Linked DNA regions of Homo sapiens: region 2 is linked to region 1. Evidence: read pairs that join two places in POLR2A ChIA-PET (ENCODE). Cell type or tissue: A673. All regions are shown on one strand. Links, peaks and the distances in the headings refer to the core of each region. The heading gives the core; the rest is flanking DNA. Region 1 has its middle 23 kb from the start of LINC02832. Region 2 has its middle 34 kb from the start of LINC01803.

Evidence for each region. ChIA-PET counts read pairs that join two places held together with the same protein. Peaks named below come from ENCODE experiments on the same cell type or tissue, not always from the same donor. Only the 100,000 strongest peaks of a DNase experiment are listed, where the experiment ranks them.
Region 2: POLR2A ChIA-PET joins it to region 1 with 5 read pairs; 2 of 35 experiments call an interaction of 5 or more read pairs at or near these places.

What each region holds. Positions count from the first base shown.
Region 1 is chr2:219,750,696-219,756,074 of GRCh38, forward strand. No RefSeq gene overlaps it. Among named protein-coding and RNA genes, the nearest start is that of LINC02832, 23 kb to the left of the region's middle. In A673, for the core only: no CTCF peak of the experiment used is centred there; no DNase peak of the experiment used is centred there.
Region 2 is chr2:219,868,612-219,873,990 of GRCh38, forward strand. No RefSeq gene overlaps it. Among named protein-coding and RNA genes, the nearest start is that of LINC01803, 34 kb to the right of the region's middle. In A673, for the core only: no CTCF peak of the experiment used is centred there; DNase peaks (open chromatin) are centred at 230 and 2,920.

The sequences.
Region 1 (5,379 bases), core at 290-5,289:
TGTCCCTGGGTACTTGAGATTAGGGAGTGGTGATGACTCTTAAGGAGCATGCTGCCTTCAAGCATCTGTTTAACAAAGCACATCTTGCACCACCCTTAATCCATTTAACCCTTAGTGGACACAGCACATGTTTCAGAGAGCACCGGGTTGGGGGTAAGGTTATAGATTAACAGCATCCCAAGGCAGAAGAATTTTTCTTAGTACAGAACAAAATGAAGTCTCCTATGTCTACTTCTTTCTACACAGACATAGTAACAATCTGATCTCTTTCTTTTCCCCACATTTCCCCCTTTTCTATTTGATAAAACTGCCATCGTCATCATGGCCCGTTCTCAATGAGCTGTTGGGTACACCTCCCAGATGGGGCGGCGGCTGGGCAGAGGGGCTCCTCACTTCCCAGACGGGGTGGCCGGGCAGAGGCGGCCCCCACCTCCCGGACGGGGCGGCCCCCCACCTCCCTGACGGGGCGGCTGGCCGGGCAGGGGCTGCTCCCCACCTCCCGGACGGGCGGCTGCAGGGCGGAGACGCTCCTCACTTCCCAGACGGGGCGGCTGCCGGGCGGAGGGGCTCCTCACTTCTCAGACAGGGCGGCCGGTCAGAGACGCTCCTCACCTCCTAGACAGGGTGGCGGCCGGGCAGAGACACTCCTCAGTTCCCAGACCGGGTCGCGGCCGGGCAGAGGCGCTCTTCACATCTCAGACTGGGCGGCGGGGCAGAGGCGCTCCCCACATCCCAGACGATGGGTGGCCGGGCAGAGACGCTCCTCACTTCCTAGATGGGATGACGGCCGGCTGGGAAGAGGCGCTCCTTACTTCCCAGACTGGGCGGCCGGGCAGAGGGGCTCCTCACATCCCAGATGATGGGCGGCCAGGCAGAGACGCTCCTCACTTCCTAGACGGGGTGGCGGCTGGGCAGAGGCTGCAATCTCGGCACTTTGGGAGGCCAAGGCAGGCGGCTGGGAGGTGGAGGTTTTAACGAGCTGAGATCAGGCCGCTGCACTCCAGCCTGGGCAACATTGAGCACTGAGCGAGAGAGACTCCGTCTGCAATCCCCGCACCTCAGGAGGCCGAGGCTGGCAGATCACTCGCCATCAGGAGCTGGAGACCAGCCCGGCCAACACTACGAAACCCCGTCTCCACCAAAAGATACGAAAACCAGTCAGGCTTGGCGGCGCGTGCCTGCAATCGCAGGCACTGGGCAGGCTGAGGCAAGAGAATCAGGCAGGGAGGTTGCAGTGAGTCGAGATGGCGGCAGTACAGTCCAGCCTCGGCTCGGCATCAGAGGGAGACCGTGCAGAGAGGGGGAGGGGGAGAGGGAGAGGGAGAGCTGTTTTTTTTTTTTAAATTAAGAAAAAATTTCTGCGTACGTGGTAGGTATACATATTTCTGGGGTACATGAGATATTTGAGTCAGGTGAACAATGTGTAATAATCACATCAGGGTAATGGGTTATCCATCATCTCAAGCACTTATCATTTCTTTAGGTTATAAACATTCCTGCTATAATCTTTTAGTTATTTTAAAATATACAACAAATGACTGTTGACTGTGGTCACACTGTTGTGCTATCAAATACTAAATCTTGTTCATTCTATCTAACTACATTTGTATGCCCATTAACCACTCCCACTTCCTACTTTCCTGCTACCCTTCCCAGCCTCTAATAACCATCACTCCACCGTCTATCTCCATGAGTTCAATTGTTTTAATTTTTAGCTCCCACAAACCAGTGAGAACATGCAAAGTTTGTCTTCTGTGCCTAAAGCCAGCCCTTTCTGGGCCCACTTGCTACTGCACAAACACACTCCACATAGTTAATTAAGAGGGACAGCTCTCTCCACAGAATACATGTTCTCTGCTTCCACTTTCTGGACAGCCTGCTCATGCTGTGTGGGGCAGACGGTAGAGTTAGCACTCTTTTCTTTTTATCACACAATATAATGTAGTGGTTCTGAGTGTAGGCTCTGGGGTTAGGCTGACTAGTTTCAAATCCCAGCTCTTTTGCTTGGGTGCATAACCTCACCTACTTGAGCCTCAGTTTCTAGCTCTGTGAAATGGGGATGCCAATAGTGCCTGCATCATAGAGTTGTTCTGAGAATTAAATGAGGAAGTGTGTGTCAGGTACATAATGTTAGGTCTGGTATATTTTAACTTGTATAAGGCAGAAACAAATACCCGACGATCTGAGTGCTTCCTGGAAGTCTGTCTCCTGTTACTCAGAAGTCCACATTGCTATGTGCAAAATCACTGCCTGACACTATCAAGTGCCCCAGCCCTGAAGCAGCTGCAGCTGTGGTTTAAAGCTCTCTACTTGCTGCCTTCCTGGGGCATTTTTTTTTTTTTGAAGAGATACCTGTACTCCCATGTTTATTGCAGCACTATTTGCAATAGCCAAGATTTAATAATCCATTTTAGTGGATCCAGTTTTTCTGGGGACTCAAAACTGATACATTTAGTGGGTTCTTTAAGAAAAATAATATAGACATTATGGATATAGAAGTAGGTAGGAAAATAAATATTTTAAGAAGGAAAGGATATAACAAAAACTGTGAGTTATAAGAAGTTGACAAATATAAACATTATGATAATTTTAAATGTATGTAACCACAAAAGCAGCTTTTGTTTTTAATTTCCACACATTACTTTCTTATAGTTGCTCTAACAAAGAACCACAAATATAGTTGCTTAATACAGCACAAATTTATAATCTTACAGTTCTATGGGTCAGAATTCCAAAATCAGTTTTCTTGGGCTTAAATCAAGATGTTGGCAGGGTTGTGTTGCTTCTTAAGGCTCTAGGGAGAATTCATTTTCTTGCCTTTTCCAGCTTTTTAGAGGCTGGTTGTGGGCCCACATGGCTCTAACTTCTGTTTCTATTGTCACATCTCCTTATTTGACTCTCACCCCTCTTGCCTCACTCTTATAAGGACACTGTGATTACACTGGGCCAAGTAGATAATCCAGGACAGTCTCTCCATTTCAATGTCTATGGCCTTAATTACATCTTCAAAGTCCCTTTTGCCATGTATGTTTCCTGGGATTAGGTGGTGGACATCTTTGGGGGCCCATTCTTCAGCCTGCTGCGTGCCTTCTTCACACCACTTTCATTACTCACCCTTTTGAACTCAGACATTGCTGGTAGCTCAGGCTCTGGGTACACCTGACAAGTATGCACACACTTGACAGGTATTTGAGAGCTGGGATCCTTTCTTGAGATCAAGTTTAGCATCTGACTAGCACCTCTGCTGCAGGTGGGAGTGGGAAGCTCAAGACAACATTGCGCCAGAGAGCCATCAGATGCCTGGGAATTGGGCTTGTCCAGACCTCAGCTTCTCTTCTTGACTTCTGATATGGTTTGGCTGTGTCCCCATCCAAATCTTGTCTTGAATTGTAATTCCCATAATCCTCACATGTCATGGGAGGAAGCTAGTGGAAGGTAATTAAATCATGGTGGCAGTTACCCCCATGCTGCTGTTCTTATGATTGCGAGTGAGTTCTCACAAGATGATCGTTTTATAAGGGGCTTTTTCCCCTCCTTTTCTCTGCACTTCTCCTTGCTGCTGCCATGTGAAGAAGGACATGTTGCTTCCCTTTCTTCCATGATTGTAAGTTTCCTGAAGCCTCTCCAGTCTTGCAGAACTGTGAGTCAATTAAACCTCTTTCCTTTATAAATTACCCAATCTTGGGTATGTCTTTATTAACAGCGTGAGAATGGACCAATACAACCTCCATAGTGCTTGGTAGTCCAGGAGTCTTTCCAATTCATGCTCTGCTGGCTGCCAAGCACTTCCTCCTCCTAGGGCCTGCCACACTTCTCATTCTTGGCCAGCCTCCCAATGGCCTGGAATAAGCCCACCTCCTTTACCCTCCCTCCATACTGCCTGACTCTGAGCACCCCAGAGTCCCACTCTCCGCAATGAATTCCCGGCCGAGTACCTCCAGGCTGCTTTCTTGGCCAAAATGTCATTAGGGGAACCCTGCTCACTGTCACATGTTCATCTTGCCTCCCTGAACAGAAACACTCTCAACAGCCCCTCTTCCAGCCTGTTCTCCTGTCCACCCAGCTTCAAATGTTCTATGTGTTCAGCGTGCTCCCTGGAGTCACTCCACCACCTGGCTAGTCCACAAGGTCTCTCTGGGCTCACCAGTCCTAAGAACCATAGCTCAGGCAGGGTACTGTGTCTTTTCATGCCATTGCTGGACCACTGGATGTAGGTGCTCTGAGGGAAGGGGTACAAGTGCCTCATACACAAAGTGGGGCTGGCCTGCCAGTAAGATACCCTGGGCCTTTGGCTGGTGCGTTTCTTCCATTGCCATCTTCTTGCTATAAACCCTCATAGACAACATTCTGGGATGTGACCTTGGGTAAATGGGCTCTATTCAGGGTCCTCCCTACTAGTCCTTCTTCTCAGTTTTCTCAGTTCCCATCCACACCCAGCTAAAAGCTCTGATCTCTTCTTGTTTTCCTGCCACAATTAATGAGGATGTAGTCACCCTTTAGATTAGGGCCTACAAACGGAGTGTTTATGCTCCCCACCTTCAAATTCATATGTTAAAATCCTAACCCCAAGGTGATGGTGTTAGAAGGTGAGGTATCTTGGTAGGCTGTGCCCTTATGAATAGAATTAATGTCCTATAAAAGAGACCCCAGAGAGATTCCTTGTCCCTTCTACCATATGAGGACACAGCATGATGGTGCCACCTATAAGATAGAAAGTGGTCCATCACCAGATACCAAATCTGTTGGCACCTTGACCTTGGACTTCCTAGCCTCCAGAACTGTGAGAAATGTTTGCTGCTTATAAGCCACTCGGTTTATGGTGTTTTGGTGATAGTAACCTGGATGAACTAAGACAGAGCCCAAAACCTTCAGTAACTGATATGGTTTGCCTGTGTCCCCACCCAAATCTCATCTTGAATTGTTGTTCCCATAATCTCCATGTGTTGTAGGAGGGACCAGGTGGAGATGGAGATAACTGAATCATGGGGGTGGTTTCTCCCATCCTGTTCTCATGATAGTGAGTGAGTTCTCACAAGAGCTGATGGTTTTATAAGGGGCTTTCCCCCATTTTGCTCTGCACTTCTCCTTGCTGCCGCGATGTGAAGAAGGACATGTTTGCTTCCTCTCTGCCATGACTGTAAGTTTCCTGAGGTTTCCTCAGCCCTATGGAATTTTGAATCAATTAAAACTCTTTCCTTTTTAAATTACCCAGTCTTGGGTATGTCCTTATAGCGTGTGAGAATGGACTAATACAGTAACATAAGTCTTGTCTTCCCCAAATAGGGCATAGTTGGCCACTCAGATGCATGATGCATTATCTTCTAAGCAGCAAAAACCACATTGCATTTTGAGATAAAAAACAGCTTGACTATTCCTATC
Region 2 (5,379 bases), core at 137-5,136, 120 kb after region 1:
AAAGCAAATAGAACCACAACCATTTCCTTTTTCTCATTTTCTTTTCTGTTTTTGGTGGGGGAGGAGTGTGAAGAGACTTGATATTCATGAAAGCATTTTACAAGCATGTGAGTAATGAAATCCATGTTTTAAAGATGTAATGCATTTTACAGGCTCTCTTAATCTGCCCTTGCTTTCCTTCTTCCTTATAAAAAATTTAGTGGTGATTAAATTAAAAGAAAACGGAAGTCATAATAAAATAAAAACTCACAGGCTCCACAGTAATTTGTCATTGCCACAAGTATTCATGGCACATCCTTAACTGGCACCCACTACTCCTGCGGTCTGGATAGGATACAAGTGTTAAGTTCCTTTTATTAGGCTGCTGTACTACCTACCCCTTCCTCTTCTACCCAAGAGTATTGGGAAGGCAAGTGACTGGATAGATAACTATAAGCAATCCATTCCTGAACTATAAGGCTAAAGATTATCATTACTCGGCTGTATAATAGAAAACCCAACTTGAAATCCCTTTAACAATAAAGATTCACCAACCTCAACACATTAACTTTTTCCTCAGACCAGTGCCCCTCATGGTTTCAAGATGGCTGCTGCAGCTCCGTGTATGTGACATCCAAGCATGAGGACATTCAGCAGGTGTATTAGTCTGTTTTCACACTGCTACAAAGACGTACCTGAGACTGGGCAATTTATAAAGGAAAGAGGTTTAATTGACTCACAGTCCCACATGGCTGGAGAGGCCTCAGGAAACTTACAATCATGGCAGAAGGCAAAGGGGAAGTAAGGCACCTTCTTCACAAGGTGGCAGGAAGGGGAAGTGCCGAGCAAAGGGGGAAGATCCCCTTATAAAACCATCAGGTCTCATGAGAACTCACTCACTATCAGGAGAACAGCATGGGGGAAACCACCCCCATGATTCAGTTACCTCGACCTGATCTCTCCCTTGACAATGGGGATGATGGGGATTATAATTCAAGATGAGATTTTGGGTGGAGACACAGCCAACCCATATCAGCAGGGAAAGAAAAATCCCTGTTCCTTGTTTTCTCTCCTAAACAAGAAACCTCTTAAAAGCCTCCACAGAAACTTCTACTTCCATTTCATTGGAAGATTTAGGTCACATTTGCACCCTAAACCAATCTCTGGTAAGGAAATGGAGCTTCCACCATTAGTTTAGCTTATCACGTTAGTTTAATTGGGGTATAGGTTACCCAAACAAAATTGAGATTCTGTCCCCAAAAAACAAGGAGGTATAGCAGGACCATTTTGTTTACAAGTGTCAGGACATCCAGATAAAAATGGCCTAAACAATAATAAAAATACCATTATCTCACCTAACAAGAAGACCACAGCAGGTGACTCGAGAGGTGGTAGCTTCAGCAGTGCAGGGATGTCAGGCTTCTGCTGGCCTCTTGTAATTTCCTTGGCTTTTTCTTGGTTTTACTAGTGTCTGCCACAGCTCAAAGCATTGCCTATATTCAAATGCAGGAAGAGGCCAAAGTCCCAGGCTTTTGCCCTCTTTTTAGAGCACTGGAAACTTTCCCAATGACTCGCAACTCTCTCATCCCTGTATCTTAAGGGTCAGGGTTACATCACAGGCCTAGGTCTGTATCTATCACTGGCAAGTGAATGGAATCAACAGGATTGGCTTAAATAAATTAACATTTAATATTTACCCTTGGGACGGGAGGGGGTGTCCTTGGCTGAAGACACAGGGTAGGAAGGGAGGGTTGCTGCAAACATCTGGAGAATATTCCAGCATCTGCCAGCAAGGAAGGAAGGGGCTGGGAATGACTCTTGGGGAGTGCACCACGCATGAATCTTTATCTCGCTAGTGGGAAGGATTATAGCATGTATCTAATGTAATTGAGGGGTGTTCATTGTTGGACTGGAAAGATTTAAGGGCCACAGACTTCTCAGTGAGAAAGATATGGAATGTCGTAGTCACTTCTAACTCATGGGAGCAGAAGTTAGCAATGCTTTTTTCAGGATTTCTTCTTCTTTGGGTTAGAAGCAGAAAGACTGAGACTCCTTTAGGAAGTATGAGAGATACTGAGATGGGCTGCTCATGAGAACCCCCTGGTGTGCCCCTGGCATGCAGGGACTAGGAGAGGTACTGACCTCTGTTTAGCTCAGCTTCTTGATTTATATCTGGGAAGGGAGATTCAGCTCCTTTCTCCTGATGCTGCCAGTCTAGGGCCTTTTATCTCTCATTCTCTCCGAGTTGTCCAGAAATACTTCTGGAACCTGTGGGTCTTCCTCCTCCTTTAGTTTTCCATGGGACACCACTGAAAACTAGGCAAAGCAAGTCAGGGGGTTGTCTATTACAGCTTTTCATCAGGATACAAGAGAGCTGTGCACCGTTACTGTTCCAAGGGGTCAATTTGGTAAGCATCCCCACTGGACTCCAGTCTCCACTCTGTCACCTTCTAGCTTCTTATTTTTAGCAGTTTGGCTTAGCTTGGTTTCCCCAGTTTTGTCACTGGCTGCTCTGCAGGCTGGAGTGGTGTAAGATCTTGTCACTGAGGAGTGGTAAGTCTCTGAATAAGTCTTCACAGTTATGAGGCCTACGTTCTTTGTCTCGAAAATAGGGACAATTACCCTGGCTTGATAAAAGTGATGCATACTATGCAATGGAAGATGTTTATACTGTGCAAGAATCCCCTTTTTTCCTCCTCTGAAGCTTTGCTCCGGTTCCTTTGTGTTTTAGAATCTGCTTGTTTGCTTGTTTACTTATTTATTTATTTATGGCAGTGAGAGCGAGACCCCTTTACCTGATGGCCAGGCTCAACAACAACTGCTCTGAACTCATCCATCCTTCATTAATATTCACCCGGTGCAAAGCACATCGCTCTGGAGGCCTCTCCTCTATGGGACGCTTTAATGTGGCAGTTATGAAAGCAGCTTAGACCGAGCTCGATTAGCATAATAATGAAGCTTCGGTGGCAGTGTTTCCATCCTCAAAGGAAATAGCTGGAGTGGTCACAGAGCCTTTAACAAGTACTGCTTTAGGATAAAAACGGACAGGGTGGGAGATGATGGATGGCAATGTGGAATGTGGGGAGGGGACTGTTGGGGGTGGGAACTAGCAGGGGAAGTGGGGGAAGAGATTGTTTGCTTTTCTTTGCCTTGTTCCTAAGAGATGTCATCTGCAACGACAGAACTTCCATTAGTAGTGGGCCTTTAGAAATGCACAGGTTTCTGCATTTCCAGAAAAACATAACGTTAGTTAGTGTCTCTTTTGGCTGTAGAAGAGAAAAAAAAAAATACCCAGCCCACAAGAACACCGCACTGTTTCAGATGTTCAGTGACTCCTGAAAATAAGTGGGTAGGCATTATTATCTCCCTTTGACAGATGAATGCACATCCAAACATCCATCTGTTCGTCTGTCCATTCATCCACCTTATCTTCCTCCAGAAATGATTTAAGACAGTTTCCAGATGAGGTACCCAAATTCTCAATGCCAGGTAGAGGCAGTGCTCCCATTTGAACTCAAATCTCCTATGACTTTTCCCCTAACACCGTGATTCTTTTAAAATCAATTCAGAATTCAAACCAAGGGCCCTACTTTCCTGACTCCTGCGGTTAATTGTCAAGAAACAGGTTCAGCTGGATTTCAGCTGATCCACACATCTTGCCTCCCAGTTGTTTTTGCAGCAGAGAGATCCTCACCTGAGTATGGAGTGTGCCTCCACAGGGCCCCTTAATTGGTCATTGACCCAATCTGGGCCAGTGTAATAACTTCCATTTGCACATTTAAGCTGTTGGTTATTTTGCTGGATTTTTACAAATCTGGGATCAGCTGTTCTCTCATTATACAGACATGGGAACCAGCGGGACAGCTGAAGCACACCTAGGCTCTCTCTAGCCATGAAAAATCAAGCACTAAGTGGGAGGAATAGACAGAAAAATTCAAGAAAATCTCAAGGCCCTTGCTGTCCTTCACCAGCACAGGCACATGGAGCAGAAAAAAGAAAATCTTGGTTGAAAATAAGAACCAAGCGGCTGGGCATGATGGCTCACACCTGTAATCCTAGCACTTTGGAAGGCCGAGATGGGCAGATTGCTTGAGGTCAGGAGTTCAAGACCGGCCCAGCCAACATGGCAAAACCCCGTCTCTACTTAAAATACAACAATTAGCCAGGTGTGGTGGTGCGTGCCTGTGGTCTCAGCTATGGGAATGGCTGAGGCAGGAGAATCACTTGAGCCTGGGAGGTGGAGGTTGCAGTGAGCCAAGATGATGCCTCTGGACTCCAGCCTGGGTGACAGAGTGAGACTCCATCTCAAAAAAAAAAAAAAAAAAAAAAAAAAGGAAAGGATTGCAGCTGGTTTGCCTTGCCAGGCTAATGGGCAGACTCATTTTAGGGAGATGGTTATTCGTTTAGGAAACGACCATAATCACCTATTTGGTGTGAAAGATGAAGCCTCCTCTCCCTACTCCCTCAACTCTAGAGGATGATTTGGAAGAGACACAGCGAGATCAGAACGACTCTGCATAATAAAAATGAGAGAGTACAGAGGAGTAGATGGGAAGAGTGGGGGAAATGATGCCCAAACAGAAGCCCTTTGATGGAGGAGTGGGATGTGGAGAAGGACCAACATCCAGTATGGGAGGCCCTGGTGTGGAAATGGCCCAGAAGTTCTAGTTTTAAGTAGTTTGTGGAGTTCTGATAGAACTCTCTATAATTGCCAACCTTCAGTAAAGGTCTGTTTACAACATGCAACAGCTTTAGTGTGGGTGGTGCTTCGAAGGTTCAACAGGCAAAGGTACATCAGCTTGGTTCAGGACAGAAAGAAGAGGGTGGTCACAGAAGGGGAGATGTAGCATGATGGGAGATCACCAGAACAGGCAATCTGAGCCACAGGTGACCATGGAAGACCCTGGGAGTCAGCCAAAAACCTTTCAATTCATGAGATGGGGCTTAAGTCAGATTTCCTCCCAGATCGAAAAGCAATGGGACCCCAGAGTTTTACCTAGACAGAATATATTTGCTTCTGTTTTCATGAAGTTTCGATAGAAGTCTGAGTTACAGTGACTGTTGCTACTTCAGGCCTCTGTATCTTTTTGCAGTTTGCCTTCCATGATCAACCGCCAGGAAGTCACATTCTTTATGGTTTATGAGCACTTTGCATTATTTTACTTAATCTTCACAGCCATTTTGGGAGGGAAGCTGAAAACCCGAATCACTCTGGGAATACTGGTCTATTGCCATTAACTTAGTTTGCTCTTACAAAATGACTTAACTAGCTGCATATGAAAACACAATACACAACCCATTGTCTATACAGGAAGATATTAGCATTGCAAGGCTCTTGGTTGATGGACATAGGGGAAGGGTACAGGTTGCAGCAATAGAGCAGTTTCTCTTCTAATTTCT